Regions from separate parts of the Homo sapiens genome. Here region 1 is linked to region 2. A link is an interaction called in ENCODE POLR2A ChIA-PET data of the cell type or tissue named here. Cell type or tissue: GM12878. All regions are shown on one strand. Links, peaks and the distances in the headings refer to the core of each region. The heading gives the core; the rest is flanking DNA. Region 1 overlaps MEF2C-AS1 (MEF2C antisense RNA 1). Region 2 overlaps MEF2C-AS1 (MEF2C antisense RNA 1).

The links. ChIA-PET counts read pairs that join two places held together with the same protein. Peaks named below come from ENCODE experiments on the same cell type or tissue, not always from the same donor. Only the 100,000 strongest peaks of a DNase experiment are listed, where the experiment ranks them.
Region 1: POLR2A ChIA-PET joins it to region 2 with 5 read pairs; 1 of 35 experiments calls an interaction of 5 or more read pairs at or near these places.

What each region holds. Positions count from the first base shown.
Region 1 is chr5:89,348,009-89,364,116 of GRCh38, reverse strand. The region is part of intron 7 of MEF2C-AS1 (MEF2C antisense RNA 1); the gene reads right to left. Among named protein-coding and RNA genes, the nearest start is that of LINC02161, 230 kb to the left of the region's middle. In GM12878, for the core only: no CTCF peak of the experiment used is centred there; DNase peaks (open chromatin) are centred at 9,746, 10,063 and 10,186; H3K27ac peaks cover 3,064 bases.
Region 2 is chr5:89,062,526-89,078,633 of GRCh38, reverse strand. The region is part of intron 3 of MEF2C-AS1 (MEF2C antisense RNA 1); the gene reads right to left. Among named protein-coding and RNA genes, the nearest start is that of MEF2C-AS1, 190 kb to the right of the region's middle. RefSeq lists silencers at 6,386-6,435, 8,688-8,982. In GM12878, for the core only: no CTCF peak of the experiment used is centred there; DNase peaks (open chromatin) are centred at 5,303, 6,507 and 6,983; H3K4me3 peaks cover 966 bases; H3K27ac peaks cover 2,727 bases.

The DNA.
Region 1 (16,108 bases), core at 5,254-13,253, 280 kb before region 2:
TTTAAGATTCATGCACTTCGCAAATTGTTCATTTAGTAGGCTATTATAACAGCAGCATAGTACTCTGAAGTATGTGTGCATCTATCACATTTTTTCTATATCCACTTCCCTGTGATGTACTCCCAGATGTCTCCAACTCTAAAACAAAAACAATGCTGTCATCAACATCCTCATAAATATTCCTATAAGAATTTACTTAGGGTATATTCCCAGAAGCACACTTGCAGGTTCACATTATACTTTTGTATTTAATTTGACTAAGTACTGTCTGTTTGCACCCAAAAATGGCTGTGCCGTCTACAGACCAAGGGATCCTGGATGCCTATGTTCTTATCAACATTTGGCATTATCCAGTTTTCTAATTTTTGCCAAAGAGACATATTTACCTTCCATTTCTCTGACAATAAGATGAGTATGATTTACATAATTTTACCCTTTTGGGTTTTTTCTTTTGTAAATTTTCTTTTTATTTCCTGTACCCATTTTTTTGAGATGCCTTTTTCATGATTTTTTAGAGGTCCTTGTATAAATTTCTAGATAGTAGTTCTTTTACTCTTTTAAATAGTGCAATTATTTGGGCTTTTTGTAATACATTATTCATTTTGTTCAAAGAGTTTTTTTGTTGAAGAAAAATTTATTTTGATAGATGTAATTATTATAACCAATGTTTGCCTTAAGGTGTGTGGTTTGAAAATTTTATTTAAGAAGTCTCTTCATGTTTCTACAAAAGAAAGTTGCTCCTCAATAATTCTTCTATTAACTATATAGTTTTACCTCTAATATTAACAACTTGAATCCATCTCTGTACTGTCATTGTCTATAGAATCTACATTTAATGTAAAATAAGATTTATTTTATATATGTTTGTACTGACACTTTGTGATATTTTAACTGTTGCAAGTAAAAGTCAAATTACACTTATTTTATTAGTAGAAAGTTTTTGAACAATTCTACAACAGTTTCATAACTTATCCCATGCTGTTTTACAATTGTAATTTTTCACTTATAATCTCTTTACTCCACACCAGCACCATTACTATGCCCTGAGAGTCAGTCAGTCCTATGAGCATGTGCCCATCCTTATATGATGCTCTATTTATAACCTTAACTGTCTTGTTCCTAAAATATTGCAGAAGATTCCTACCTAGCCATAAAGCTCCATTTTAAGGACCTACTCCAGAAGAACCCTCTTCAATTCTGCCAAGATTTCCCTTCAACCGTTTTCCCCCAGCCCCAGCATATGGTCTTCAAATTGCCATTAATACAGGTGAGGTCAATTAGGGATACATTTTTCCCACACTGAGCCATTCTCTTAAGTCTTTTATTTTTGGTATAAACTTTGTTTCTTGTATGTACAAGGGTTAGGCTTTTGAAATTCAGTTAAGTCCAGTATCTTACAATTTAAACTTTGTTTTTCTGAAACCCAAAAAATTAAAGTTTAACTTTATTTTTGTTGGGATTTTTTTTCTTTGTTCTTGTTCGTTTTTTTCAGGTAGCAACTATCTCTTGGTAAAAATCAGTGTCTCTGACTAAATGGTGAAGAGCTAGGTTCAGAAAGAATACCAGGAACAAAATTCAGCTTGCTGAGTGCGTTAAAACTTGTACTGTTAAATGCTGGTCTCGGCAAGAGGGCTGAAGTTGGGTTAATTGAGATAGAGGGCAATAAGTTTCAGGCCCACGTTAGTCACCAGGGTAAAGAACACAGGAATCCAAATGGAACTGGGAATCCTTGGAATGGAATCAAGTTAACAAGCTTCAGATAGGATAACAAGGAGAAAGGAAGCTAAATGATGAAGTATACAAGGATTCAAAAGTAGACTAGGAGAACCACTAGCACATTTAAGTGAACCCCAGAACTTTAGAGACAGAAAAGCCATAAAGATTAAGGATGGAAAGGATCTATAATATTATTTGATTTAGTATCCTGCCTTCAGATTGATAGTTTCCTTATCCATACTATAAGCAAGGTGACAGAGGCCCATAGAAATGCACCTTTATTCTTAGCACGTGGGTGAGTGGAGGTAAGAAATGAGGTCTCCTTTGCTCCCAAATCAATCCTCTCAAGTATCATTATTTCCCTTCTGAGTCAGTCACCTTCCCCTCAGCAAGCCAGCTTTTGAGTCAAGTCCTGGCAGGGAAACTAAATTGCTTCTTAAGACCACTAAAATTTCTACCGAAAGGGTTAATACTAATTAACCATGATAATTCTCCCCACTTTAATTTTTCTCATCCCCTACTAAATTCTAAGTGTTGCTCCTTGCTCTAGCCAGCCAGCTAACGTGCTTTCTTTTCATGAGTTTTTAAGATTTTTTCCTGAATCCTTTATACTTTCCAACTTCTCTTTCTCTTCCTGTCTTCTTTCTTTTTGTTTTTTTTTCCTTCCCTCATTTAACGAGCATCAGTTGCAGTTTTGTACTGCAATTTAATGAGTTACGTATGAAGGAATTTATTCATAGTTTAAATTAGCACTACCAACCCTTTTCTGTAAAGAGCCAAATAACGAATATTTTAGGCTTTCTAGGCCAGAAAATCTCTGTTGCAACTACTCAACTCTACCACTGTAGCACAAAAGCATGAATAGGAAACAAATAAACAAATAGGCATGACTGTATCTAAATAAAACGCATTTACAAAAACAAGTGTGAGGCTAAATTGACCACTGGGACATGTTTGCTAACCTCTAGTTTAAATAAATATTTAAACAATATATGTAGTATTATAAGAGAGTTGTAAATAAAGGGATATAAGAGCCAAGGAGTCTCACCTCCTTTCTATCAATTCATGATCTATTGCTCAGTTGATCACCTTTGCAATATTTACTTTAGATAAAATATCTTTATAGTATAATTCTCTCTTTCTCGATATTTTATAATACTAATTACTTGCTACGTATAATTAGTAAAAAGTTCCCCTGCTAGATTATTCAATTGTGAACAATCTTGATGACATTTAATGAATAATATACTGGCCATGAATCTTTCTTGGCATAGTCTTTTTTAAAGAAAGATTTGCTACTATATCATCATTATTCTTGAAGAATTAGCAATAATATTTTATATGGCTAATAAATATCATGAATCTAAAAACAAGTACTGTGAACAATTTATGGTATTCAGCCTTCATTACAGAAGAAAATGTCTGAAAGAACATAAAAATAAATAAACCAATATGCTAAGATATGAAGAGTAATGCAAAGATATGCTCAAAAGGACAAATGTACTTACATTCTTTTCTGTATATGAGTTTAGTGTCTCTTTAAATTGTGTTATGAAAAAACACATTAGGGAAAGTACTCCATAATATTAATACTAAGGTAAAAGATCAATAGCAATACTAACACAGTGGTTTTCTACCAGGATGATTTTATCCCTCACAGTACACGTCTAGAAGTGTTTTTGGTTGTCATACGAGAGGGGACTACCACCAGCATCTAGTGACTGGAGACCAGGGATGCCACTGGACATCTGGTGAAGCACAGGACAATCCCCCACAACAAAGAATTATTCAACCTAAAAGGTCAGCATCAAGGTAGGGAAATCCAGTCAGCATTTTTGGTCATGTAGTTTTCTTTTTTATATTAAACTTTTAATTTTGAGATAATTGTACATTCACATACAAGAAATAATACAGTGAGGTACAGTGTACCCTCTACACAGTGACCCATAATGATAACATTTTGCAAAACTATAGTATAAAACCACAACCAGGCTATCGACAATGGCACAGTTAGCATAAAAAACATTACTATCACAACAAGAATCCTTCATATTGCTCTTTTATAGCCACACCTACTTCCTTCCAAATCCAAGACCATTAATTATATGATTCCACTTATATGAAGTGTCCAGAATATTCACCTCTATAGCTACAGAAAGTAGAGTAGTGGTTATGAGGGCTGGGGGAACAGAGAAGTGGGGAGCAATCACAAAAGGCAATAGGGGTTCTTTCTGAGGTGGTGAATATATTCTAAAATTAGATTTAAGTGACGGTTATATAACTTTGTGAATACACCAAAACCATTAAACTGTAAAGTTTATACGAGTGAACATTAAGATATATAAATTATATCTCAATAAAGTTGTTAAAAACTAAAAATAATCGATTATCCATATATACATATTTCTATTTCTAAACTATTTTGTTCTTTGCTTAATGTGTACATCCCCTCACAATGACTATAGTCGTCATTGTTGTATTTTTTGGGTGTATTAAAATTAGGTAGTGATTCCTCCAATGTTATTCTTTTTCTTTAATTGCCTTAACTCTTCTGGTTCCCACGCATTTCTTATAAATTTTAAAATCATTTTGTCAGTATCTACAAAACTTCTGCTGGGGCATAATTATGCTAAATATATAAATTGTTGGGGGGAAAACATAGAGACTTTCTTCTTTCGAGACTTCTAATCCATGGACATGGAATCTCTGCATTTCTTTAGGTCCTCTTTGGTCACTTTCATCAGCATGTGTAGTTTTTAGCATACAAATCTTGTACATGTTTTGTTAGATTTATACCTAAGTATGCATATAAAGTTGGAAAGGAATTATTATAAATAGTAAAAATTATTTCCCAGTTGTTCAATAGTATACAGAAATGCAATAAATTTTCATATGTTGACCTTGTATTTGTACCCTTGAAACTCATTTACTATTTCTAGAAGTTTTTTACAGATTTCTTAAAATTTTCCATGTCAACAATCACGTCATCTGTGAACAGGAACAGTTATTTCTTCCTCTCCATTCTGTGTATCTTTCATTTCTGTTTCTGGCTTTATTGCCTTGAGTTGAGTTCTTAATATAATGTTAAATAGAAGTAGTAAACATGGACATCCTTTCTTCTTCCCAAACTTAGGGAGAAAATGTTAAATCTTTCACTGTTAAGTATGATGTCACCTTTAGTATTCTTGTTAATGTACTTATTAGGTTGAGAAAGTTTTCTTCTATTTCTAGTTTGCCCAGAGGGGTGGGTTGGTTGGTCGATTGGTTGATTGGTTTTTTATCATGAATGAAGTCGAATTTTGTCAAATTCATTTTTTCATTAATTGATAAAATCATGTGGTTTTTCTTCTTTAGACTGTTAAATGGTGGGTTACAGTGATTTTTGAGTGATGAATTAACCTTGCATTCTCACAATAAACCCCAATTTGGCCATGATGTATATAATTTATTGACATCTGTAGAGGATGTTTGCTTCCTTGATCACAAAAAGTATGTATCTGTACTTTTTCTCCCTTTGTTCTTTCTCAATCTGGTTTTGTTATTGGGGTAATTTTCCAATCATACAATCAGTTGGGAAGTGTTTCCTTCCTTTTATTTTAGAAAAGAATTTCATAAAATTGGCATTATTTCTCTTTTAAATGTTTGCTAGATTTTGCCAGTAAAACCATCTGGGCCTAGAAAGTTCTTTTTCAGAAAAGTTTAACCATGAATTCAATTTTTTAAAAGTAGCTATATGAGTACTTATGTTATATCAGTTTGAGTGAACTTTGAATATACAAATCCGTTCCAATCATAAGAGAAATGCTTTGCAAGCAATTGTTTCACTTAATCTAGATTAGTTAACTTATATACAGAGAGCTGTTTGTATATTTCCTTAGAATAATATAATTGTTATTATTGATACAGTAATACAGGCTCTGTAGTGATAGCCAACTTTTCATTTCTAATAATCACAACTTTTGTCATATTTTGTTTTATTTGATCTGTTTGGTGAATGGTTTGTTACTTTTATTATTCTTTTTAAAAAATAAGCTTAGAGTGTCATTAATTTTCTCAATTTTTTTATGTTCTCAAATTTGTTCCTGCTCTTATTATTAACCCTTCCTTATTCTTGTTGTGGGTTAACTTTTTTCCAGTTTCTTTGGATGAAAATCTTGATTGTTGATTTGAGACATGTATTTTATTCTGATATAAGCACAATGATATAAGTATGCCTCTAAGCACTGCTTTTGCTACAGAGTTCAAATTTTGATATGTAGTATTTTAATTTTTATTAGGGCTAAAATATTTCCATATATGCTTTGAGAGCTTATCTTTGACTCATCTCCAAGTGTTTGAAGATGTTCCTTTTCTTTCTTCCATTAATTTCTAATTTAACTCCATTAAAGTCAGAGAACATACTCTGCATGATTTAAATTCTTTTAATGTGTTAAAGTTTATTTTATAACACATTATATGATTTATTTTGGTGAATATTCCATATACATGTAAAAGGATTATGTATTCTGTCAAGGCACAGTGAATTACAGCTGTAATCCCAGTGTTTTGGGATGCCAAGGTGGGAGGATTTCTTGAGTCCAGGAAGTTTGAGAGCGGGCTGGGCAATAAAACAAGACCCCATCGCTACAAATAATAATAATAATAATAAAAAATTTTAAATTAGCCTATCATGGTGGCGGGTACCATATCTACTTGGAAGGCTAAGGAAAGAGAATTATTTGAGCCCAGTATTTCAAGTCTCCAGTGAGCTATGATCAGGCCACTGAACTTCAGCCTGAGTGATAAAGCAAGACTCTTTCCAAAAAAAAAAAAAAGTGTATTCTTTTGTTGTTGTTAGAGTAGTGTATAAATATTTATCAGATTTAATTGGTTTATGGTGCTATTCAGTTACCCTACATTCTCACTGATATTCTGTCTGATAGTTCTATTGATTACCAAAAAGAAGGAATATTGAAGTGTCCAACTGTAATAGTGAACTTACCTATTTCTCAGTTCAGTTTTGTCTTCCTGAATTTTTGCTTCCTGAATTTCAGTTTTTGCTTCCTGAATTTCAGAACTCTTGTGTGTGCCTACACATTTTGAATTAGTACATCTTCTTGGAGAATTAACTCTTTTTTTCATTATGCAATGCTTATGTTTATCCTTGGTAATTATATTTGTCCTGAATTTTATTATCTGTGATGTTAATATAATCACTCTATCTAGTTTTCTTTTGATTGACATCTATATGTTATATTTTTTCCATTTTTTTTTTTTTTGACATGAAGTCTTGCTCTGTCACCCAGGTTGGAGTGCAATGGCACAGTCTCGGCTCACTGAAACTTCCATCTCCCAGGTTCAAGCAATTCTCCTGCGTTAGCCTCCCAAGTAGCTGGGATTACAGGCACCTGCCACCACGCCTGGCTAATTTTTGTATTTTTAGGAGAGACAGGGTTTCACCATGTTGGCCAGGCTGGTCTCAAACTGCTGACCTCATGATCCTCCCCCTTCGGCCTCCCAAAGTGCTGGGATTATAGGTGTGAACCAAAGTGCCCTGCTCTCTTCCATTCTTTTACTTTAAAATCTAAATATATCCTTAATTTGAAGTAAGTTTCTTGTGAAAAACACATCCAGAACAAACAGGATGTACTTATCTTCTGTGGAGACAAGTCCAAGATCTGCAGTCAGCAAGCTGGAGACCCTCAAGAGCTATTGGTGTAGTCCCAGTCCAAATTCAAAGGTCTAATAAACAGGAAAACTGATTTCTATGGAATGGACTGAGTTGCATCTCCTCAAATTCATGTGTTCAATCCCTAACCCTCAATGTGATGCTATTTGGAAATGGGGCCTTTGTAAAGTAATTAGGGTTAGATAAGCTCATGAGGATGGGCCCTTATGATGGCATTAGTACTGTTATAAGAAGAAAGATCATAGAGCTTGCTTCTTTTCTCTTTTTCTCTCTCTACCATATGAGAACACAAGAAGACAGCCACCATCTACAAGCCAGGAAGGGAGCTCTCACCGGGGAACAAAATCAGTTGGCACCTTGATCTTGGACATTGCTGCCTCCAGAATTGTGAGAAATAAGTTACTATTGTTTAAGCCACACAGTCTATGGTATTTTGTTATAGTAGCTTGAGCTGACTAATATACTAATGGTGTAGTTGCAGTTCAAGTCTTGATGCCTGAGGACTAGAAGAAACAATGGTGTAGTTCCATTTAGAAAGCTGACAAGCTCTAGAGCCAGGAAGAGCCAGTGTTTCAGTTTGAGTATATTTTTTTTTACTCAATATATATATTTGTATTTTTTGTAGACATGTGGTTTCGCCATGTTGGCCAAGCTAGTTTCAAACTCTTGACTTCAAGTGATCTGCCTGCCTCAGCCTCCCAAAGTGCTGGGATCATAGGCATGAGCCACCACGTCCAGCCTATGTTATATTGACTTATATATTATACCTACAAACATTGAGAACCTTTTCAAAAATGTTTTAATTTTTCTTTCAACTGTGAAAAGTATTTTAAAACTGAAGAGGTATATATAGTCTATTATATTTATTGATATCTTTATCATTTCTGTTTCTTTATCTTTTTTCAAGTTGTTTTTTGCTTCTGATCAAATTTTCCCTCTTTGTGAAGAATTTCTTTTCACAATTATTTTAGAGCAGGCCTTCAGATAATGAATTATCTTAGTTTCCCTCCACTTTAGATGTCTTTATTTCATCTTAATTCTTGAAGAATATTTTCATGGGATACAGAATTCTAGGGTGATAGTTCTTTTCTTTTTAGCATTTACACTTCCCCTAGCCACCATGGATTCAGATGAGATTTTCACAATCATTCAAATCATCATTCTGCTCCAAGTAGTACATCATTTTTCTCTGACTGATTTGAAAAACTTTTCTTTGTGTTTGGTTTTCAACTATTTGATTATGATCTGTCTGGTCCTGGATTTATTTACATTTATCCTGTTTTGGAGTTACTGAGTGTATTAAAGCTATTGATTTTTTTAAATTATTATTTGAGACAGAGTCTTGCTCTGTCACCCAGGCTGGAGTGCAGTGGCGCGATCTCAGCTCACTGTAAACTCCGCCTCCCGGGTTCATGCCATTCTCCTGCCTCAGCCTCACAAGTAGCTGGGACTACAGGCGTTTGCCACCACACCCGGCTAATTTTTTGTATTTTTAGTAGAGACGGGGTTTCACTGTGTTAGCCAGGATGGTCTCGATCTCCTGACCTCATGATCTGCCCGCCTCGGCCTCCCAAAGTGCTGGGATTATAGGCATGAGCCACAGTGCCCGGCCTAAAGCTGTTGATTTTTATGTTTTACCAAACTTGAGATGCTTTTGGCCATTATATTTTTCAAATATTTCTTCTCATCACACTCTTCTGCTTCTCCTTCTAGAACTCCGATGACATGAATGTTAAAACTTTTGGTATTGTCCCACAGGTCTGTGGGATTAGGTTCATTTATTTTCCAATTAATTTTCTCTTTACTGTTTGAAATGGATAATTTCTAATTATCTATCTTCAAGTTCAGTTATCTTCTACTTTGTCATCTCTATTCTGCTATTGAACCTTTTCAATAATAATGAGGTTTTTCTTATTCCCATATTTTAATTTTTAGTTGTAAAATATATTTTATTATTATTTTGATCTATGACTGTTGATAATTTCTATCATCCTATTCATTTCAAAAAGAGTGTTTGCCTTTACTTCTTGTATTATTTTTCTAATAGCTATTTTAAAGTCCTTGTCAGATTATTCTGATTTCTGTGTCATCTGGGTGTTGGTACATGCTAATTATCTTCTCCCATGACATTAAATATTTTCCTGGTTCTTCCTATGCTGAGAAATTTTGAATTGTGTTCTAGACATTTTAAATATTATGTTATGATTGTCTGGGTCTTGGTTAAGTCCTAAGAAGAATGTTGATATTTAGTTTAGCAGGCAGTCAACTTAGTGAATTCAGGCCCCAAGTTCTGCCTAGCCTTTTGAGGGTTGTGGTTTTAGTGTCAGTTCCATTTTCAAAGTCTTTGAAATGTTGTTTATATCTTTCTATATTTGCTACACCCAGTGGTCAGTCTGAGATTTTGGTGTTGCTCTATGTCTTATTTCTGTTTCCAGAGTTCTTAGTATAATATATAGGGTAAGATTCATGTATACAAAGCTCAGGGGTGAGGCCAAGAGTTTGTAAGCAACTTCATGTGTTGTCTTCCCAAATTTCTCTCTCTCCATTGATGTCCCCAGTAATTTCTGTCCAGAAAGCTGAAGATTTCATGATCCTTCTCCATTGTGCACTTTCTATTACTGCAGCTTCATCGAGGGTCAAGCAGCAGGAGGGCAGAGAGATAAAAAAGAAACAGAGATTTGCCCATCCCCCTTGAAACTACAGCTCCTGTGGCTGGAGAGGAAGGTTATCCTCCCTCAGAGCAGTAAAGCATGTCCCTTGTGACACTGTTGCTAACAGGATACTCCTATCCCACAAGTCTGAACCAGAGAGTTTCTCTTGGAGCTTTCTCTATCCATGCTAATGCCCACTTCCAAGTTTCAGAATGTGTTGGGTCAAGGTCAGGGAGTTACTGGAGGGGAAAAACATGCATGGTAAACTCACCACTAGTGGTTGATTCCAAATTTTGGTATTCTCCAATTTGTCTGCTGTTTACTTTTCATAGTCCTTAGATAGCTACTCCATGCATTCTCTCAAAAATTAATAGCTGTATTCAATGATAGATAAGGATGAAGTGTGCTTACTATGTGTTGCTCAGAATCAAAAACCATGGTTAAGTTTTGAAACCAACTTTATGACCTGTTATATATGGAACTATGCAATGCTAAAATGTGCCAAACTGGAATTTTATTTAAGCTGTGGTAAGTTTGCTCTTCATTTTAATATAAGATCCTTAATATAAGATTCTTTACTATAAATATAAGCTATTTCTAAAAACCCAGATCCAATTTAGTTATGTAATTCAAGAAATATTTATAGAACAGCTACTTTAAGCAAGGCAGTTTACTTGCCACTACAAGGTATAATGCTATTTCACATTTGTCAGGGGCAAAACCAGTTGTGTGGCAGTATAGAAGCCAATATACAATAGATTCCCCATTGTTATTATGGCAATTCTTTCAATTAGGAAGATCCAACCATATTTGTTATCTTGCTAATTTTAGCCTTGTGTCCTTAACTCAGCAGGCAGTCATGTTTATAATACTAAGAAAAATATCATTTTGACAGATTGATAAGCAATTTCTTCAAAACTCTGTGTTAGGCCTATTTTTCATCAAATTGTTGAAAAGTATTCATATTTTACCTCCCTGATCCATGACTCTATTTTGGTATTCAATTATACAATTCAGCTGCTTCCTTCTTAAGGAGTGGGAAGCTGAGTCATCTTTTGCCATATCATTAAAGATTATTTTCCTGAACTATTGTGAATATTATTAATTGGTTTATTTACTATTTTTGTGAAAAATATTAGCAAATTCAACATGTGAGCAGTCTTTATTAACCAAGCCTTCAAAAACCAGACAAAATAAACAAAATCCTTAGGAAGATTTCTTGATGAAAGCAACAGAGATTTTTCTTCTTATCAGCATATTTAGAACTACTTTTTGGCTTAAGGATGAAAAAGGCTATTATCAGGAATCAATAACTGGAAAATAACTGATGAATTGGAGAATGACAGTAATATTCAATATGCTGGTGTTATTGCCAAGTCTGGCATTATTAAAGCAAAGTTCTGCCCAGAGGAAGTATAACAGTATGTTAAACAAAAGTCTCTGAATGCTTTAGAAATAAAATATGGGCGTATGTAACTAAGGAGTTTATTAAGGCAATAAATGTCTTTTACTATAGATTGAGAAGGTTAAACTTTCCCCAAACTCTGTCCCTTAGGAATGAAAAGACTCTAAAATCAAATAGATCAGAATAAAAATCTGTCTGTAATTAATTCCGGTTTTGAAATATTGGCCAAGTTTCTTGGTTTCTCTAAGTCTTGGTGTATTCATCTATAAAATGGGGATAATAATAAAATTTACTTCATAGTGTTGCTATGAGGATCAAATAATATAAGAAGAAAACTTAATGACTGGCACATAATACTCAATAAATGGTCATTATTATCACTAATAATGATAGAGCTCAGTATGTTTTCCACACAGAGAGATTAAATCTTTAAGAGTCATGGATATATCTGGGGAAATATCTCTATGAGTCATGTATGTGGCAATGTGATTTATTTGTTTATTTTAAAAATCTTTTTATCATCTTTGTGGAGCAAGGTATGTATGAATTCTGAGGTTTCCAGAATTCCTTAATTAGAAGGGACAGCAGTCCAGTGAAGTTGTGTTTCTGTCCATTCATACTATTCCCTGCAATGCCTGTTTATTAACTTTTTCTTCACTCATTTATTCAATTGGCATTAATTTACCCCCCCAAATGCCAGGTGTCATATTAGGCACTTTAAATAAATAAATGATGAATACACAGCCCTTATCTTTGAAGGATACCCAATCTTTGGCAGAAAAATACGCGCTGACAAAAAAATTACAGTAGTAAACTGTAGCCATTTTGTATCTGCTCATGAGAACCAACTACTAACAATCCAGGAATTTTGCAAGCTGGTTGTTAAACATTGACATAACTAAAAAATTAAATTGTGTAAACTTAAAATTAAATAATTTATATTAAAAATACAGGTAATAAATATTCAAATTCATCACTTGAACATTATTTTACTGCAGTATTCATTATTATTTTACTACTATCTATGCTTTTGAGTTTATTTACATCCATTATTTCTATATGCTTAAAATCCTGTGTAATATTTTCCTACTGCACATCTCTTTCCAGTTCCACATTTTGTTATATCACCGTGGTTACTTGAAATCAGCCATGTTTGATTACTAACACCATGGAATTTGGCAAACATGGGAATCTAGGACTTTTTTCCCCTCAAATTACGTATGTTAGACGTTACCAGCATAATATTGAAACTAATTATAGCACACTGCTATATGTGTCATCAGAAAGTAATGACATCCTGTGGGAATACGAATGATGTGAGCAATGAACCCCTGATTGCAGAAATCAAGAAAGGCTTCATGGAGGAGTAAATGTTTGAATTAACTTTAGGGAAAAATTGGCACTTTACAACTCCAAGGAACAGAAAGGGTCTTTGAAAACAGTGACAGACTGTATTACTGTTCTAAGCTATTCACTCCCCCTTCTTGTTTTAGATCACTTTCATTGCTTTTTGACTTATTACACATTTACTATGAGCAACACTGTTAAGTTCTTCATACATATAAACGTATTTAATTCTTACCAAAAAAAAAAAAAGAAAAAACAACTATGAGGTAACTATTACAATATTTCATTTTAACAAATAGAAATCTTAAGCACAAATAAGTTAACTTACCCATGATCAAACAGCTGCAAAGTGTGGTTAAGATTTCACAGCCTTACTCCTTATCACTGGGTCACCCTCCCTCATTCATACTATTAATACTCTATGAAGGGCCAAGACATTCAAACTGTGAATAGAGCATTCTTTTCTTTCTAAGGGCCAACATGTCCTCTTTTTTAAAAGGATCACAGTGTTGCTTTAATCTGGGGAAATTTCTTTTCCATTTTAAGAGATGTATCACTTTTGAAATTACTGCTAGCTCTAATCAAAACCACCTACTTAGAGGATCTCTTTTCAGGGGGAATAGGGTGCTATTTTGTTTGTTTTGTTTTATTTCTTTGACTTAAAATGTTCCCTTCAAGAATACTGGAGATTAAACATTATTAATTTGCTAAAGATCCATCATGTTAATACAATTATAATACTTGTGAGGAGAACAGTCAATTTTTTGAAAGAGAGCTACCATCTTCATGTTCATTTCAACAAATTAGAACCAAAGGTGCTTTCTTATCAAGAGTGTGTACCCTCTGGTTGAACATTTCCTTCACTTCAGTTTAGCTTTTCTTAGGATCTCCTTCACTTCTTCCCCCTCCAAACGTTCTTATCCCTCACATTATCTAAATTGATATAGGGTAAAATGGTGTTTACTAAGGTGAAACATGAACAAGAACAGAGTTTTCCAGAATTTTTTTTCTTTTTAGAGCAAAATTCTTTTTATATAGGAGTTATCTCTATCTTTGAGACCTGCCACCTGATAATGAATAGAAGTTTATTGAGAGTTTACATATATCCGTACTAGATTTCACTCACTGAGCTTTCTTTAATATAAACAAGCATAGAATTTAGGAATTATGCTAAAGAAAAAATACCATAAAGGATGGAATAACTTGTCCTGATGATTAAATTTAGTTCTAAGTCTTTGGTTTAAAAATTGTTTTTAATATCTCTGTTTTCATAATTGGTCTAGTAGAAGACACTAACCTCTTTTATTTCTTTATAAGCTCACATCTTTCTCAGTCATATTTTATGTATACATACATACACACACACACACACGAAAGTGCACTTTATTTTTTATTCAATTGTTACTTTAGCAGTGTCTGCAATTAAGAACCAGCTTACAAAATGAACTGTAATTATTGCAAATTGTGGTAAGCACCAGTAATTAAAATGTTGCAGTAGTGCTAGCCAGCTTTGCTACATGCCCTTTGAGAGAAGCATAAAATGATATTATGTCTTTAACTGGTATTTGTATTACAGACGAGAAAACCTGGAAATTCAGGCCTTTAGAATCCTTTGGCTGAGACTTTAAAGCACAATGTGAAGTGGGTTAACAGTTATACAGTGAATTCAAACTGGGAAGATAGTCAATTTGGTTAATTCCACAATGAAAGTGGCTTATTCTTTCAAATGTGCAATCTTTAGGGCATAAACATACATGGCTTCCCCATGGGGGGAAAATGAACAATAAATTCTAATCTCTTCTTTGTGTTTTCAGGATGTTAATAGTGAGCCTTCCGGGTACAAAAGCAAGAGGGAACTCCTTCAGTACATACCCATCTTTTGAGGATCCTCACCCAGCTGCTACCCCCAGTGAACCCTCCAGCTGTGTAGTCATTTGGCAGGGTGCACTGTTATGCATAACTTAAAGCTATGTGTGTGTGACTCTAAAACAACTGGTGAATACAGATTGTTCACATGAAAACCCCCAAATGATCTGCAAGTGAAAAAAAAAATGTAAGCAATGATTTGATGACCATGAAAATGACCCAAATTTCAGATTTAGCATTGGCTGACTCTATCCATCACCAACATATTTATTTGTTTCTTATCTGCCTTTGCTCTAGGTAACCCAAAAATGCTATCTGGTTAGCCAAAAAGTTGTGACTTAGAGAAATATATGCTAATATGGATCATATATTAATTAATGCAAATAACATCAACAGCTATGTAAAAACAGAGCTAATAAGTACTGTGTTTTATAAGATTTAAGTACAATAAATCTACATAAGGTTCTCAGAAACTACAGAGACCTGGGGTAAGGAAAAAATAAAGTCAGGAAGTAAGGTGAAGAGCAGACATTTGCCATTCCATGATGCTGAAACTATTCAGGTCACCAAAAACATTCCAAGTACAGAAACCAATGGACAGGACTTCTGGTCTTGGCTAGGACAGATTATTGGATATGGGAATAATCTTCCCACCATAGGCATTTGTGTATCTAGGCAAAATGTAAAAATCAGCTGATTTGAGACATTGTACGACAGACAATACCAGGGAATTGATTTTTTTTAACTTTTAAATTCAGGAGTACATGTGCAGGATGTGCAGGCTTGTAACATAGGTAAACTTGTGTCATGGGGTTGGCTGTACAGATTATTTCATCACCCAGGTATTAAGGCTAGTATCCATTAGTTATTTTTCCTGATCCACTCCCTCCTCCCACCCTCCACCCTCTGATAGGTCCCAGTGTATGTTGTTCCCCATGTGTCCATGTGTTCTCATCATTTAGTTCCCACTTATAAGTGAAAACATGCGGTATTTGGTTTTCTGTTCCTGTGTTAATTTGCTAAGGATAATTGCCTCCAGCTCTATCCACGTCTCTGCAAAGGACATGATTGCATTATTTTTTATGGCTTCATAGTATTCCATGGTGTATATGTACCACATTTTCTTTATCCAGTCTATCATCGATGGGCATTTGGGTTGATTCCATGTCTTTGCTATTGTGAATAGTGCTGCAATGAACATACATGTGCATGGGATTAATGGGTCGAATGGTATTTCTGTCTTTAGGTCTTTGAGGAATTGCTGCACTGTCTTCCACAATGGTTGAACTAGTTTACATTCCCACAAGCAGTGGATAAGTGTTCTTTTTCTCCACAACCCCACCAGCATCTGTTATTTTTTGACTTTTTAATGATAGCCATAATAAAAGGGAAACACCCCTAATTTGCTTTACATTCACCCCAGAATTCAGCCTGGGGATATTTTTCACATTTCAG
Region 2 (16,108 bases), core at 3,342-11,341:
AGGAAACTAATTTATTTTTCTTGTGTGTGGCAGTATCTACTATTACAGTTTGGTGTCACTGTCTTTCTGCTAAGATTTCAGCAGTTTTCCCAATCATTACTTTTGCAGCATCCGCGTAAATGTCAACACTGTGAAAAAGGCAATAACATCCTACTACTATCGTGAAAATAGCATTGACAATGCAGTCTCCCTAAAAAGTCAAAAGGAGCCCCCTCAGGATCCACAGACCGAACTTACAGAACTAATGATTAGATGATTGGTTGGTAGATAGACAGATAGAGATTCAATTAATTGAAATCATTCAGCATATTGAAAGATCTATTATTAAGTAAAGATATTACTATGTATCCAGCCCCTTATGCAGAGAATGCAGAGAAACAAATGCCCATCCACTCTCATCCTAGTTTGTTTAGAGAAATCCAAGTCTACATTTTTCTATTTTCTAAATCAGTTGGAAAGAAAACAAATTTTCATAATGATATACATACATACATATGCACATATGTATACATAGGTATAGACATAGATGTTATACATGCATATATAATAAATGGGCAGCTTGAGTTTTTACCATGATGGTTTTCAATAATATAAAGTATAAAATGTTCTTAGACTGAGCACTTCAGTTGGATTCCACACTATGTAGCAAGGTTGAGATGCAGCTTTAGCCACTAAAACTAGCCAAGACCTTGTATCTTACTGCTCAGAGGCTAAATTCCATCCAGCCCAAACTGTGACCATATCACTGAGAGTCTCACTGTAGCATATCTAATTGTGCTACACTATATTACTGAGGAAATATGAGACTATTATATTTAACTCTTTGATTTCTTAAGTGAAAAATTTTGTGGGAGAGATGCTAAAGGGGAGAGAAATTTGCCAAGACAGGCTTTTAAAAGACACAATAATTAGCTAGAGACACCACTCCTTCCCCAGGACTAACGAAGGACAACAATCAATCTTGGTATATCATGTGGAGAAAAAAATGTGCCCTTTTAAAATATTTCATAGCTCTCTGCAATTTTTAGTTCTCATCTGCCAGGCAACATAATAACATTCCTTCCCACATGAGTCCACATTAGGTCAAATATCGATTTTCGAGCTAGATGAATAAAATAAAACATTTGTGAAAGAGCAAAATATCAGTCACATCTAGCCAGCCAGATATTATAAAATATCAAGTAGTCGACATTTAGATTCTTTAATGTTTAGACTGTCAGTTGTAAGACCACTGCAAATTTAAACCAAGCCTCCTCTCATCAGTTTCCTGTTATATTTGAAACAGTTATTCTGGAAAAAAAAAAAAAAACAACCCTGATGTTACTATCTTCATTTTCCTATGAGGTCACAGCCAGTCTGCCTACCTTCTTTCCTTCTCAAAATTTTTTTGAGCACCTACAATGTGCCAAATAGACCTGTAATATCTCACAGCATGGTATTATGCCTCAATGTGCTTGGCTTATCTATAGAAGTGATTAGGGAATCTTTGGGAACCAATGCAACAGAAACTGTACCCATAATACATAATTACCTAAGACAGCAACAACTTATTTACTATAATTATGAGTTTTCGTCCAGTCTCAGCTATCTTTTCTCCTATTGTGTCCCAACTTCTGTGCTGATGATTGTGTGCTGTATTTTTTAATATCTCATTTTATGATGTTACTTTGGTATCATGTAATTTCCTGAATTTTACTCAATTCCACTCATTTAACAACATTGACTATTCACTTTGCAAACAGTTTACTCTCTTTGGTTTGCTGTATTTATTGCCATCACTGAAATTTTGACTTACTTATCATCTTCTGCCATATTTATAAAACACACGTAAATCTGGGAAGACAGTCTAGCATAATGTTTAAGTAAGATCTTGGACTCTGAAGCCAGTCTGCCTGAGTTTGGATTCCAACTCAGTCATGTCCTAGCTTTGGGGCCATAGACAAAGCCTAACCTCTCTAAATCTGTTTTCTCAGCAGAATGGAGATAATCACAGTAACTCCTTCAAAGAGTTACTTTAATATTAAATGAGATAACGTACACAAAGCACTTAGCATAGTACTTGGTATATGGTAAGAGGAAAACAAATATTACTCCAATGAAATTAATACGTAAATAGATTACATTTGTCCTAAATTCACTCATTATCTTGATTGCTATAGGTTAATTAGTACACTTCCCACTTTCATTCATTACTAATAATTGTCATTCTTGCCTGCTAACTTTTAGACTGGAACTTCCACCTTCAGCTTTCCTGGGTCTCCAGTTTGCTAACTGTAGGTCTTAGAATTTGTCAGCCTCCATAGCGTGTAAGTTAATTCCTTATGATAACCTCCCACCCCCTAACCTTTTTGTTTTCACTCTCGCTCTCTTTCTGCATGTGTTATATATATTTGCATCCTATTGGCTCTGTTTCTCTGGAAAACCCTAAATAATACAGGTGGGAATGAGGGCAAACTGTAGAGTGCATGCTTTGCTCCAGCTGATGGCTTTCTTGCAAGAATGGTGACCCAATGCTGCCAGATAATGTGTCAAAAGAATACAGAAATCAAAGAGTTTTACTATCTCAATTTTTAAATATTGGCAATAAAGTTAAATAAAGCATAAGCACATCTCATCAGCCAATCAAAACACGTTTAGAGACCACAGATATCCCAGGATCTCTCATTATTTACCTCTGCTTTAAATAGGAGCCATTCGAGTTTTCCTGAGCAAGATTATTATTTTTTGTTATTTTTATTTTTTGAGATGGAGTTTTGCTCTTGTTGCCCAGGTTGAAGTGCAGTGGCGTGATCTCAGCTCACTGCAACCTCCACCTCCCAGGTTCAAGCGATTCTCCTACCTCAGCCTCCGGAGTAGCTGGGATCATAGGCATGCGCCACCACGCCCAGCTAATTTTGTATTTTTAGTAAAGATGGGGTTTCTCCACATTGGTCAGGCTAGTCTCGAAACCCGACCTCAGGAGATCCGCCCCTAAGCAAGATTATTCTTATGTTAGCATATGGAAAGAAAGAAAAGAGAAGCATACAAGGGCTCAGAGACCAGTTAAGAGGTTCTTGCCACAATGGAAGTTCAAATGATAAAGTCCAGAATAGTGTTTTAATAGTGAGACTACAAAGGAAGGAACACCTGAGAGATGTAGAGGGAACAGACAAGAAGGAGGAAAGAAATTCACCATTCCAAGGATCAGGCTAAAGATTAGGCTGTTGGCAGAAGTATTCCTTCTCCTGGTGTTGCAACAGTGACTTACATTTCATTTCTTTGACCAAAAAAAAAAAAAAAAAAAGAGAGAGAGAGGAAAGTTTGTTCTGTGAAGTACATGCTTTTATTGAGGTAACACTAATTAATGTAATAGATATGCTTGGAAAGTTCAATAACCTAAGAAATAACTTCAGCGCTTACTCATATAACAGTCCTATATGGCTGTAGGATAAGTATGTTCTGCACAATGATTCAGGGATCTAGGCTTCCTTCTCTCGAAGCTACACCACATCATAGGGCCTCTGGGTCCTTCACTCAGTTCAACAGACAGGTAAAAAGCCTGGAGGATCAAGCAGAGAGTTTCTGATGAGCACCATCTGGAGGTAGAGCACATCAGATCTGCCCACCTTTTATGAGTAGAACTTCATCACAAGGTCATACCTTACTATCAAGGTGGAAGAAGAAAGAAATTTTATAAACAGCCAACCAGCTGGTCATACTAGTATAAGCATTTATCCTCCCTCTTTGAGCTCATTTTCTCAACTATAAAATGAAAAGTTTGGATTTGGTACTTTTTGAGATTCAATTTAAGTTTTTTACTATTTGAATAGAAGCATTTTAAGGCAATAAAGAAAACACTAGATGTGTTTTCTTTCCTCCATTTTAAAATCTATAGAAGGTTTTTTATTTACGAATTTTTTTCCATTGATTGTTTCATATTATAATACTTTCGTTAAGAAGATACTTTCCAATTACAGCTAGACTCAGCTTAGCCTTTGACAAATCATGAACCACTGCCATAAAAGCAACAGTGTTAATGAAATGTTATGACCTTCTTTGGTTAAAAAAATTCAAAGCCACATGATATATTAAAAGCATTGTATCCACTACATGGCAAAGCTGTTATTTTCTAGATACTTGGACTGAAACAAAGATTCTTTTAATGCTGATTTACAGCTGGATAACAAGAAATAAAAATCTCACTGGCCATCTCATAAACAGTCTCCTAGTTAGTGCTGATGGGTCACATCTTCATAACCATCTTAGTTCTGATCAGAGTGAAGGTCACCACATGGACCTGTCCTTTCTTTATACCCCTCTGAACCAAGTCCAAGATGTATTACTCTTGCAAAATGACTGATGCCACTAGTTTTAGGATGGCACTCCTCAAAGGTCTCCCTCCAGTCACTGTACTTTATCTGACTGTACATAATTTTTATCCTTGATGATGACTTTTTCCTTATTTAGCACATTAATATTCTGGCTTCTACTATATTTTCTTCCACTACCAGTCAGTAGACCACCCACTCTACTAATAGAAAGAAATCTTTTTTAAAAAACCTGTACCTTTGAATGATAGGACATTTATGGAATAATGTTATGTTTTTTTCTTAAGATAACACCTTATAACATTGTTTTAACTGATGAAAAGCAATGTTCAAATGATATATTTCATGACATTTTATTAGCAATTATCATAACACTCATCACATAAAATAGATCGACATCCCACGATATTTCCTTTCTGTATTTCTAGATGCCATAGGTATTCCTATAGTAATGACAGTGAGCATATATAAAAAGATAATGTATTTTTTGACTTTAATTAACACTGAATGAAATTATGCTATGAAGAAATAAAAGATGAACAGCTCTTTCTTTTCATTCTCTTGTTCTCTCTTGTTCATAACAAAAATAATTTATAATTTCAACTTTTCCTGCTGCTTCTCCAATATCCCAATTTTAAAACCCAATCAAAAGATGCCAACATATTCCAAAGTGAGAGAATGCTTTGGATTCTGTACTCCTCCTGTCTTCCTCATCTTTAAGGGATTTTAAGTCTTTTCTTTCCCAAGCTGCCAGTTATGCTGAATTGTTCTGAAATGTGAATGACTTTTTTGTGTAAATACGAGCTACCATCAACTACAGTAACAATGCGAACTTCACACTTGTCATTTACTAAAACCTGCCTTTTGAGCCCTGTCAGTCATGTGCCTCTACATGTGTGTTTCTTGGTTGGAGCAGCGTTGTTTTGTGGCAGCTTCTGTTTAGGAATTCATGTCGCTGTTTGGCATTTATGTAGTTCAGCTGTTAGAGAGTCAGGGTAAGAGGAAAGAAAACATGCAGGAGTGAAGGTTTCAGGGGCAAAGCAGGAAATAAGAAGGGGCTTTAGGTTATGAAATAACAATGCCAACCATGTGGCAGCAATAAACCACAGGAACAACCCCTCGGTTTAGGAAAGACACTGCGACGGAAGAACAGATGTAGCTCACACCCATGCTGCTGATGTGGGTGGCCAAGTGCTATTACAAAGGGCAAGTGTTGCATGAAATATTAGCAGTTACATTCACCTTTCAATATTTTTCATTCTTTACAACACTGAGCTTGATTACAATGTGTGCTACTGAGCTTGGATGTGCTTAAGGCGAAGACAAAGAGACTCTGGAAAAGAAGCATACGGATGAGAAGTTAATATTATACTTTGGGTTCTTACTAGAGTTGACAGAACTGTGCGTGATTCATAACGTGGGTTCAAATATGCCCAGAAGTTCAGATATTTATCTAAAATTTATCTGTATAAAACTGCATCCCTTGGGGCTCCTGCATTTTAATGAGAAAATAATAGGAGTAAGCTTTCTCTGGAGTTCTCAAACACTTTGAGCTCCTTATAAGTCTCAAATCACTAGGAAATCCTGAGTTTAGAGATTTGAGGTTCAGGGAGTAAGCTCTTTCGGAATATGTACACAAAGAGTAATGCAAATTAAATTTCACTCCTTTTCTAAATAACTCCAGAAAGGTAATATAGGTTCTCACTCTTGTGTAGCTGACATTTTCTATTTGTGCTTGCCAAAGAAAGAATGTAAATCTCTAGGGATTATTTGGAGGATGTGCCTTATAAATAGAAAGAGGTAAACAGATAGAAGTAAAATAAAAATGCATAGAAGTTAAAAAAATGTTTTCAAAAATCATTGCTTTCCCTCTATAGCTGCTCCCCATCTTTCATTAAATAATTTGTTTTGCAAGTGATGTATTAAAAATTTGTTTTGAAATCTACACTGTAAACAATTGTGTCTCTACTGCAATATGATACATTTAACACATCAGCAAAATATCAATACCTTATTAATATTTCAATATTGATATATTAATATTTTCAATTTTCTTAATAGAAAACTTCTTTAAAACAGCCAGACACAAATGACTGCAAGTAACTAAATGGTTACAGTCATACTTTAAGATATGAGCACAACAAGTATTTATAGCAGATTCTCATTCATTTCCAATTTCATGGGCGCACACACATGTATTCTGGTTTCATTTATACTCACCTATTTTTAGTTGAAAAAACCTCTCAATCTAATAAATGAAATGCTATATTCATTATGACTAAAATTATCTACACAGTGTAGTGTATGTGTACTGATAATGCCCAACAATAAGAATGCTTTGTATTTGTACACAATGAACAGTGCTCTTACACTTAAAATCTCTTCACCTATAATAAAAAAAAAAAACAAAACTGTCAGCCGAGGGTATATACAGCAATTTTCACACACTTATTGTTTCCTTCTTTTTAGTCATTTGCCAAACCAGAAGAAGGGTAAAATAAATTGCCTTTCTTTTCTCTTCTACACTTTAGAAGCTGTATTTCATCAGTTCTTTGTGCCTTCTAACTTTTAAAAAAAATAACAAAGTGGTTAACTTAGGCATCGAGTCAATCAACTTTTGGTTTCAAAAACTCAGCAATGTAACTATTATTAGATGACTAAGAAAAAAATACTAGGTGACTAAGTAAATCTAGTTATTAATTAACACCTCAATGCTTCAAAAAGAGATATGAGTTGGACATGAGACCAGGCAGTATTTCAAGCTTTATATTATGCTGTGCATGGCATGAAACTGCTGACTTTTCTTTTCTGAGAGGGCTGACAGTATATTTCTAACCTACTATTAGAAATAGCATCTTAGAAGATTTACTAAATGAATGCTACAAAAAAATAACAAATTAATATACAGCCATGGGTCTTACTTCTAAAAATGTTTTAAGCACCCATATGGGCAGCACAATAGCAATAATACAGAGATTAGCATGGCATTTGTACATGGACGATATGTAAATGTGTACAGTCATCCACATTTTTCAGTAGATACCAGCAGCCAGGGAATGTGGGTCAGCGTAAAGACTACAAAGGGGCACAGTGAAAGTTTGGGGTGGTAATGGAAATGTTCCATATCATGATTCTAGTAGTGGTAATATGACTGTATACATTTGTTAAAACTCATCAAATTGTACTCTCAAAATTGGTGAATTTTATTTTGTGTAAGTTATAGCTCAATAAAGCTGACAAAAAATGTTCTCAAATACTAAAAAAAAAATTGTGAAAAATATATTATTTCTCCCATCCATCCCATGTACTAAGTGGGGAAATAAAATTTCATGGAAAGCACCACACGTTCTCAATTATAAGTGGGAGCTGAACAGAGAGAACACATGGACACGGGAGGGGAACAACACATACTGGGGCCTGTCAGGGGGTGGAGTAGGAGAAGGGAGAGAGCATTAGGAAAAGTAGCCAATACATGCTGAGCTTAATACCTAGGTGATGGGTTGATAGGTGCAGCAAACCACCATGGCACACGTTTACCTATGTAACAAACTTGCACATCCTGCACATGTACCCCAGAACTTATAAGGAAAATAAAAATTAAAACAAACAAAAAGTTCATAAAAAACACAGGGACTTTCTCCTTCTATTCTTCTGTTTGAAGAATTCAGTCACGGCAGAAGCAGTCGGTTTTAAGTTAATTTATCAATCTCTGACAACCAAATAAAAATTCACCATATTTGGATACAGAAGTAATTATTTCAATGTAATATCTAATAAACTAGATATTAAACTAAAGCAAATGTTTAGAAAACATGTAAAATTGAATGATCAGTAATTGATAATGTGCTGCTTCTCAAAAGCAAACAAAATATATTGAAATCTTTTGCCCTTTTTTGATCAGATTATCAGATTTTTTTTCCTATTATAGAGTTGTTTGAGCTCCTTAGATATTCTGGTTATTAATTCCTTGTCAGATGGGCTTCATGGACTGTATGCTAAACTTAAAATTTAAAATATCATGTCCATAAACATTAAAATGAATAAAATTCTTCGGTCACTAAAAAAAGGAAACAAAATACTTTAAGAACAATATCTTTCCTCAAGGTAAATATTATTATTCGACTTTTGATCATAAAAATCTATTTTTCTTTCTCTAACCACTCATCAGATTAAAACTTAAAACAAATATATATGTTCACATGTTATGCACAGAAAATGTTATGTACAAAGAATATGTATATAGGACTGCGTCTGTCTCCAGTATATTCACAACAACAGAAGTTTTTGTCTTTTTTCTCTTTAGACTTTTTTTTTGCATGTCAATCTGATGAGATGGGAAAAATGAAGCTGGAAAAGAAAACAAAACTGAAGCTAAAGACAATAAAGAAGATTGATTAAACCCACATTATCAAGTAAGTGTCAATAGCAAGGAGCTACTGGGATCCTGCACTCTTTTTCTCTGAACTTTTAGCCTTATGTCCATCAAGCCTCAAGATAACTATCCATCATGGAGTCAACGTGGCGAACAACTGTGTGGTCCTTTGATAAGGGACAGTGTCACAATTTGTCTCCTTCTCTTCCCACAGATCACCACTAACAGGGCAAGGCCAGGCCACAACAGCTGCAAATAACCCAAAGACATTCCTTAGTGTAAAATAAATTCTCAGCAAAATTGTAGAACAGAAATCTAAGCAACCTTCAAAAATATCTAAATTCAATGATTATTTACTTGGATGTCTCATGTCAATTATATTTGTTCTTTTTCTAAATACCAGTTTTGATGAATCCAAGTTTTAAGTATAATTAAATAACAGGATTGTGATACATTAGAAATGTGCTGATGTTAACCATCCACTGACAGTTACAATGTAGCATGTACAAAATCTGAGTAATATTTAAAATCTGTAATTGGACTATGCTGTCATTTATGCAATGCCTACAAGGAGGTAATTCATGCATTTCGATGTATGATAGGACATCTATGTCACTTAAAAACAACACAATTTAGTAAAGTTCCAGCATACAAAATCACCATACAAAAATTAGCAGCATTTCGAAATACCCCAATAGCGAACAATCTAAAAAAGAAATCAAGAAAGCATTCCATTTACAATAGGTATAAAATAAATAAAATATTTAGGAATAAACTTAGCCAAGAAGGTAAGAGATCCCTACAATGAAAACTGTAAGATTTTGATGACAGAAATTGAAGAAGACATAAATGGAAAGATATTCTGTATTCATGAATTAAAAGAATTAATATTGTTAAAATATTGATATTATCTCATGGATCTACAGATTCAAGGCAATCTTCATCAAAATACCATGGTATTCTTCAAAGAAATAAAAAAAAATCTTAAAATTCATATGTAAATGCAAAATACCCTGATTAACCAAATCAATCCTGAGCAAAAAGAATGAAGCTAGAGGCATCACACTACCTGACCTCAAAATGTACTTTGAAGCTGTAGTAACTGAAAAAGCATGACACTGGCATTAAAAAGTGATAGCTATGGTAACTACCCTGATTTGATCATTATGCAATGTACACATGCATTGAAACATACACTGTATCCCATAAATATGTACAATTCTTATGTATTAATTATAAATAAGAATTAATTAATAATTTTTAAAAGAAGAGCTATACCCAGCCTTCCCTCCAAAAAAACTCTCAGCCTAATTAATGAAGAATGCTTAGTATCCTAGAAAATGACTATGGCATAATATTAAGAGAAAGAAAGAAAAACTTTAAAAATATTAGTTATGATTAAAATTATGTTAAACGGCCAGGCACGGGGGCTTACGCTTGTAATCCCAGCACTTTGGGAAGCTGAGGCAGGTGGATCACTTGAGGTCAGGATTTCGAGACCAGCATGGCCAACATGGTGAAATCCTGTCTCTACTAATAATACAAAAATTAGCCAGGCATGGTGGCACATGCCTGTAATTCCAGCTACTCTGGAGGATGAGGCAGGAGAATCGCTTGAGCCCAGGAGGCAGAGCTTACAGTGAACCGAGATTGCACCACTGCACTCCAGCCTGGTAGATGGAGTGGGACTCTGTCCCAAAAAAAAAAAAAAAAAAAAAAAAAAAAAAAAAATATATATATATATATATATATATATATATGTAAACATATACATGTTAAAAATATGTATATTTGTATAACATATATATGTTAAACATTCACAGAAAAAACTTAGAAGGCTACAAAGTATATCAATTGGTATATTAGAGTACTGAGATTATAGGCAATAATTTTTTCTCTATTTTATGATATTTTTCAGAAATTATTTTACTATTTCTTCACAGTTTTTTCTCTATACACTTGAAAACTTAGCAAGTTTATATTAGGGTTCCCTAAGATAGTGTCAGTAAATATTAGCTTTAAAATAAAGAGCTCTGTATCATCACCAATAGGGAAGAAGTCATCTCAAGCAGACTTGCGATTATCTTACCATGGGCCAGCAGATTTCTGCCTCTTGAGCAGGAAGCAGCTCTATTTAAGGGCAATGAGAAGAAATGCATTCTTAAGCGAGTGTTCTGAGGCCATGTGAGCTACTCTGAGTTCTTCCACTGGAATAGAATAGCGTGGAAATGAAGGAAGAGAATCTAAGATTTTGTATAATTAGTTCAGAACCTCAGAAAATACCCTAGTGTCACCAAGCAAAGGGTTTATTCTTTCCCACCCTGACCACATTTCTCCCCTTAAGCTATTTATTTAGTTAGTTAGTTGGTTAGTTAGTTAGTTAGTTAGTTAGTTAGTTAGTTAGTTAGTTATGACAAAGTCTCGTTCTGTCACCCAGGCTGGAATGCAGTGGCATGATCTCGGCTCACTGCAACCTCCACCTCCTGGGTTCAAGTGATTCTTCTGCCTCAGCTTCCAGAGTAACTGGGATTACAGGTGCCCACCACCATGGCTGCTCATTTTTGTAGTTTTAGTAGAGAAGGGGTTTTGCCATGTCGGCGAGGCTGATCTCGAACTCCTGACCTGAAGCGATCCACCCACCTCGGCCTCCCAAAGTGCTGGGATTACAGGTGTAAGCCACTGCGCCTGGCCCCCTGAAGCTATTTAGTTCATGAGTTCTTTTGCCTACAAATACGCTCTTCGGGTTCATTTTAGACTGATTTTATCTGTGTAAAAATATTTGAGTAGAAAACACTGAGTTTCCCCAGACCCCAAGTCCCTCTCTAGGAAGACACAGTTTCTTAATCCTTACATGTCTTCCAACATTCTCCAGTGGCCGTGTTGTCTGAAGTACATTTTGTTCCTCTTAGATACATCTTTGTGTATTAATTTTTACCAAAATACAGTCATGTGTCAGAGAAATACCGTTAGCTAGTATTATTTTCTGTTCACATTTTTATTGGGAGTGGACAAGGATGAGGTAAAATAAGACCTGTGAACAATGGGACAGTAGATGGGAATAGGGACCACCAAAAAGGAGGAGAAGTTTCCTTGAAGGCGAAGGGAGGAACCCAGCAAATGAAATCTTGCTTCAACCACCATCTGATTGTAGGTGAATCCTGTTGATCCTGGTTAAGAATGTGAACTTCAGAATCAGACCAACCTGGATTCAAATCCTGTCTCTACCACCTAGTAATTTTGAGATCATAAACAAGTTACCCACCCTGCCACAATAGTGTATTTCCTTCAGTGTCCCATAGGAAAGTAATATATACTTCATGAAAATATTTTCAGTAACAGACCAGGTAATTGCGTATTTAACCATGTATAATAAAAACTTCATAAATATTCATTACTATTCTCTTTATTTTCCCTTTTTGTTTTCTTCTGTAAATGAGGACCACATTGTACTCTCTAAATTCACATTTTCAATGAGTTTTCAAACTCTATTAAAAATATCTGATTACCATCACTGTCCCTCTTGATGGTCAGGACTAGATCTCCAAAAGCCATGCTGGCTTCTGAGGATTTTACCTCCTGTGTTGAGAAGATCAGGCCTGTGTTTTAGCTTTTTACGTACATGGCATGGAAATTCTACTCCTATGCTTCTTGGATGAGGAATTTAAACTGCCCATTCCATCCTAATCGGTTACATAATGTAATGAACCCCCCGTATGTGAGCTGTGTGAGAGTGGAGCCACATGCAAAGACCAGTAGAGAAATGGCTGTCTCATCACAAGCCCCCAGATGAGGCCTCTCAAATTCAGAGGGCAAAGCAAAGAGCCACAGACTCAGGAGTTCCCTTGAAGTTCAGTTATGAGTGTAATGAGAGGATCAGGACTGCCACGTCAGCAGACTGTCTTGAATCTAAAGGTTTGCTCAACCTGAAAAACTGCCAGAAATGTTGACTCTTAATTAGCCACACAAACTCCTTAAAAACTGAATAACAAAGAGATTCTAATTGCAGTGTCTTTAGTTTGTCATATATAAACTGTTTGGAAGTCCCAAATTCCAAAACATTATGAAAAAAAAAAACTTCCAAGTGTGTATGGCAAGATATAATTAAAGTGCAATGAAATTGGTGTTTTAAGAAAGGTATTTATTTTTGTTTTTTTAGCTCTATAGGGTTGAATAAAAATAGCCCTAAACAATAATTGTGATGTGTTAATTGCTTTATACCTTCTCATGAAGTCAGGAGAAGTTTTGCTCACTGAAGGACCGTAGGAGAGAGGCCTTTGCTGGAACCAAAAAATGCTACCAGTTATTCCAATTTGATGAGAAAATTAAGTCTGTATTATATGTAATAATAATACATAAGCATGCTCTAACAGCATTTAGCAATACAAGCGTTATTCCTAAGAGTATTTTTAAACATTGATAATTATGAAATTTAGTCTATTATCAAACAGAATGAAATTCCTAATATAAAAAATAAGAAAAATGTGTATCATTTTTTGCTTTGCATTTCAGAAGCCAACGAAGCAAAAATTATTTTCACTAAAGCTTTCCCATTCACAAGGAACTACTTCACACACATACACACACGTGCACACATACACACATACCCTAATACATGAATGTGTATGGCAGCATTTTACAGGATGCTAAGCATGTGATATATATGATAAACCATTGCTATGCCACAAATCTGGCCCTAAATTGTCATATGTGACCATTCAATGCAGAGAGGGTTTAGGATAACCCAATTTGAGAAAGCTACATTACAAGACCAGATTCTATTTTTAGGCTGGATTTTTTCTAAACAGATGTTGAAAACCCAAAAAGAGGATTTTTTAAGTGTTATTACTGGTAAGTTATTGCACCCTTAATGTGGTCCGTACTGTGGCAATAGAAGCTTCAGGAAAACATCTTTTCTTTCTGCCTCTTTCTCTCTTTAAACTTTATTTATAGCCTTGCAAAAGACTAGCATTCACATAACCCGCCTTTGCAGGCGTGCCAGAAGATTAATGATATCTCAGTGTTCTTGAGAACAAAAATGTGTCTACCACTGTGTTGAATAATCTCCCCTTTCACACATTAAAAGTGAGATGAGGCCTACTTTAGAAAGCAAGGACAATGTGTCACAATGAGTTACTTGGCTTAAAGACATACCCGTATTGCTATCCTGAATCACAAATTGTTTTCATGCATGTTATCTTGAGAATAAGAAAGCTTTTATCACCATCACTTTTTAAATTTTACATAGAGCCTCAAAATCTGACTTATTCCAGCATTTTTTTGTTTTACAATCTGTTGCTGGTGAGAATTGAGAATTTGGAGAAAGTTATTCATTATGACCTCTTATCTCTACTCTCCTCAAATTTGGCTAACAAGAATAAAAGCTATTTGAAAATTTAAATACTATAGATGTAGCAATTTTTGTTAAAGCTACCTTTTACCTAGTTTATAGTAATAATGACAACATTAACTCTACTTTTATTAAAATCTTACCTCATTCCATGAACCATTCTAAGTGTTTAACATACATTATCTCATTTAATCCTCATGAAAATCCTAAGAGGTAAATACTACTATTATTCCATTTAATGGAGGAGAGAATTTAGACTTACAGAGATATATGACTCACTCTAAATCGCCCTTGTAATAAGTGACAAAACCAAAACTCCAACTGTGGTTTGTGGGACTTCAATGTTACACTCTCAACAACTATGATATACTGCCTCTCTGGCTACATTCATTTACTATGGACCATTACACAGCCATGTGATACTTACAGAATGTTTACAATTTCCAGGCATTTCTTTGCCAGTGTTTAAGTACTTACCACATATCAGTGTCTACTATTGGTCTTCAGAATTATAAAAATGAGTCAAACACAATTCTTGCTCTCAAAGTGTAGTGGTACCACAGAGCCAACTTGATACATTCTCAGGATCTAGAGTTTTGCAGATCTTCCTGACATCATATAAAACATTAAAATGCACTCACATCTCACATTAAATATAATTCACATAACCACATCCGAGTTAAGTTATATTTGCTTGAGATTATTTTTATAGGCATTTTAACATTTATTAATTTTGATGCAGTTTTTCATAATTTATAGCCAGAATATATATATTTTTCCACAATCTCAGAAATTTTTGCCCAGGTTGTCTGCCTATAAAATTTAACAGTACATTGGTCCCAGTGTGAAAGATAGAAAAGTAAAGGATGAAAGTGATACAATGTGGCAAATAAATAATGGAAATATCTGCAAAGAATTATAAGAGCCAAAAAATACAAAGAGCAAAGGACACTTAAAAAAAACTTAGGATAAGTAAAGGAGTTTAACATGTAACTCTCATTTACAAAGCTATTGAGCTACAAAAATCTGTGTTATCTCCAAGAAATGTCAAGAAATTGTGTCTTAAGAAGCACATTTGGGCAGCATGATAGAGGATAGGGACAGAGACTTACAATTTAAAGTATTTTCATTGTAGGTGTTTTCTGTCATCTAGAGGAAATCTTAATAGATATTATACTGAAAATTCTGTTTCTTTGCCATACTGATCAGAGTAGCTTGGTTTTCTTTAAGGCATAATATAAATTATAATTGACATTCTTTTTTACACGTTATTTTTATTGCCAATTTTCTTAAGAGAACTAACTACACTTTTTAATTCAGAATGTTAATTCATCAAGTATTTATAAATTATTTGGGACAATATTACATATATAATGTATATATACGTATATGGATATGTAAACATAGTATTTATAGTATGTGTGTATATATAGTATACATATTCATTATACATGTATTATATATCATATAGCATACACAAATATAGTAAATACAGATTGTATTTCTGTGTATGTACATTTATATGCACATACACATACACATACATACATATATATAAATATATAATGTATATATATGTATATATACTAAGCAATCAGGGATTATATCTATATGCTTTATGTCTACAACCTTCAAACTTCTTTTTCAAATATGAAGTATGTCCAGTGTAAATGAACAAATCCTATACTTCCCATTAAAAATGTTGCACAAAACAATTGACCAAAAAAACTTTTGAGAGCAAATGAAAAACTTTAAAGGTAAAATCATACATACATGTAAGAAAAAAATTACCTTATAACTGTTTTTAAGTAATTCTCTTCAAAATATTTAACATGTTTAAAATCTGTCTCCTTTGAAAAGTTAATTTGATAGGGCCAGATGTGGTGGCTCACGCCTGTAATCCCAACAATTTGACAGGCTGAGCAGGTGGATCACCTGAGGTCAGGAGTTAGAAACCAGCCTGGCCAAAAAGATGAAACCCCATCTCTACTAAAATGCAAAAAAATTAGCCAGGTGTGGGGACACATGCCTGTAATCCCAGCTACTGGGGAGGGTGAGGTGGGAGGATCACTTAAATCTAGG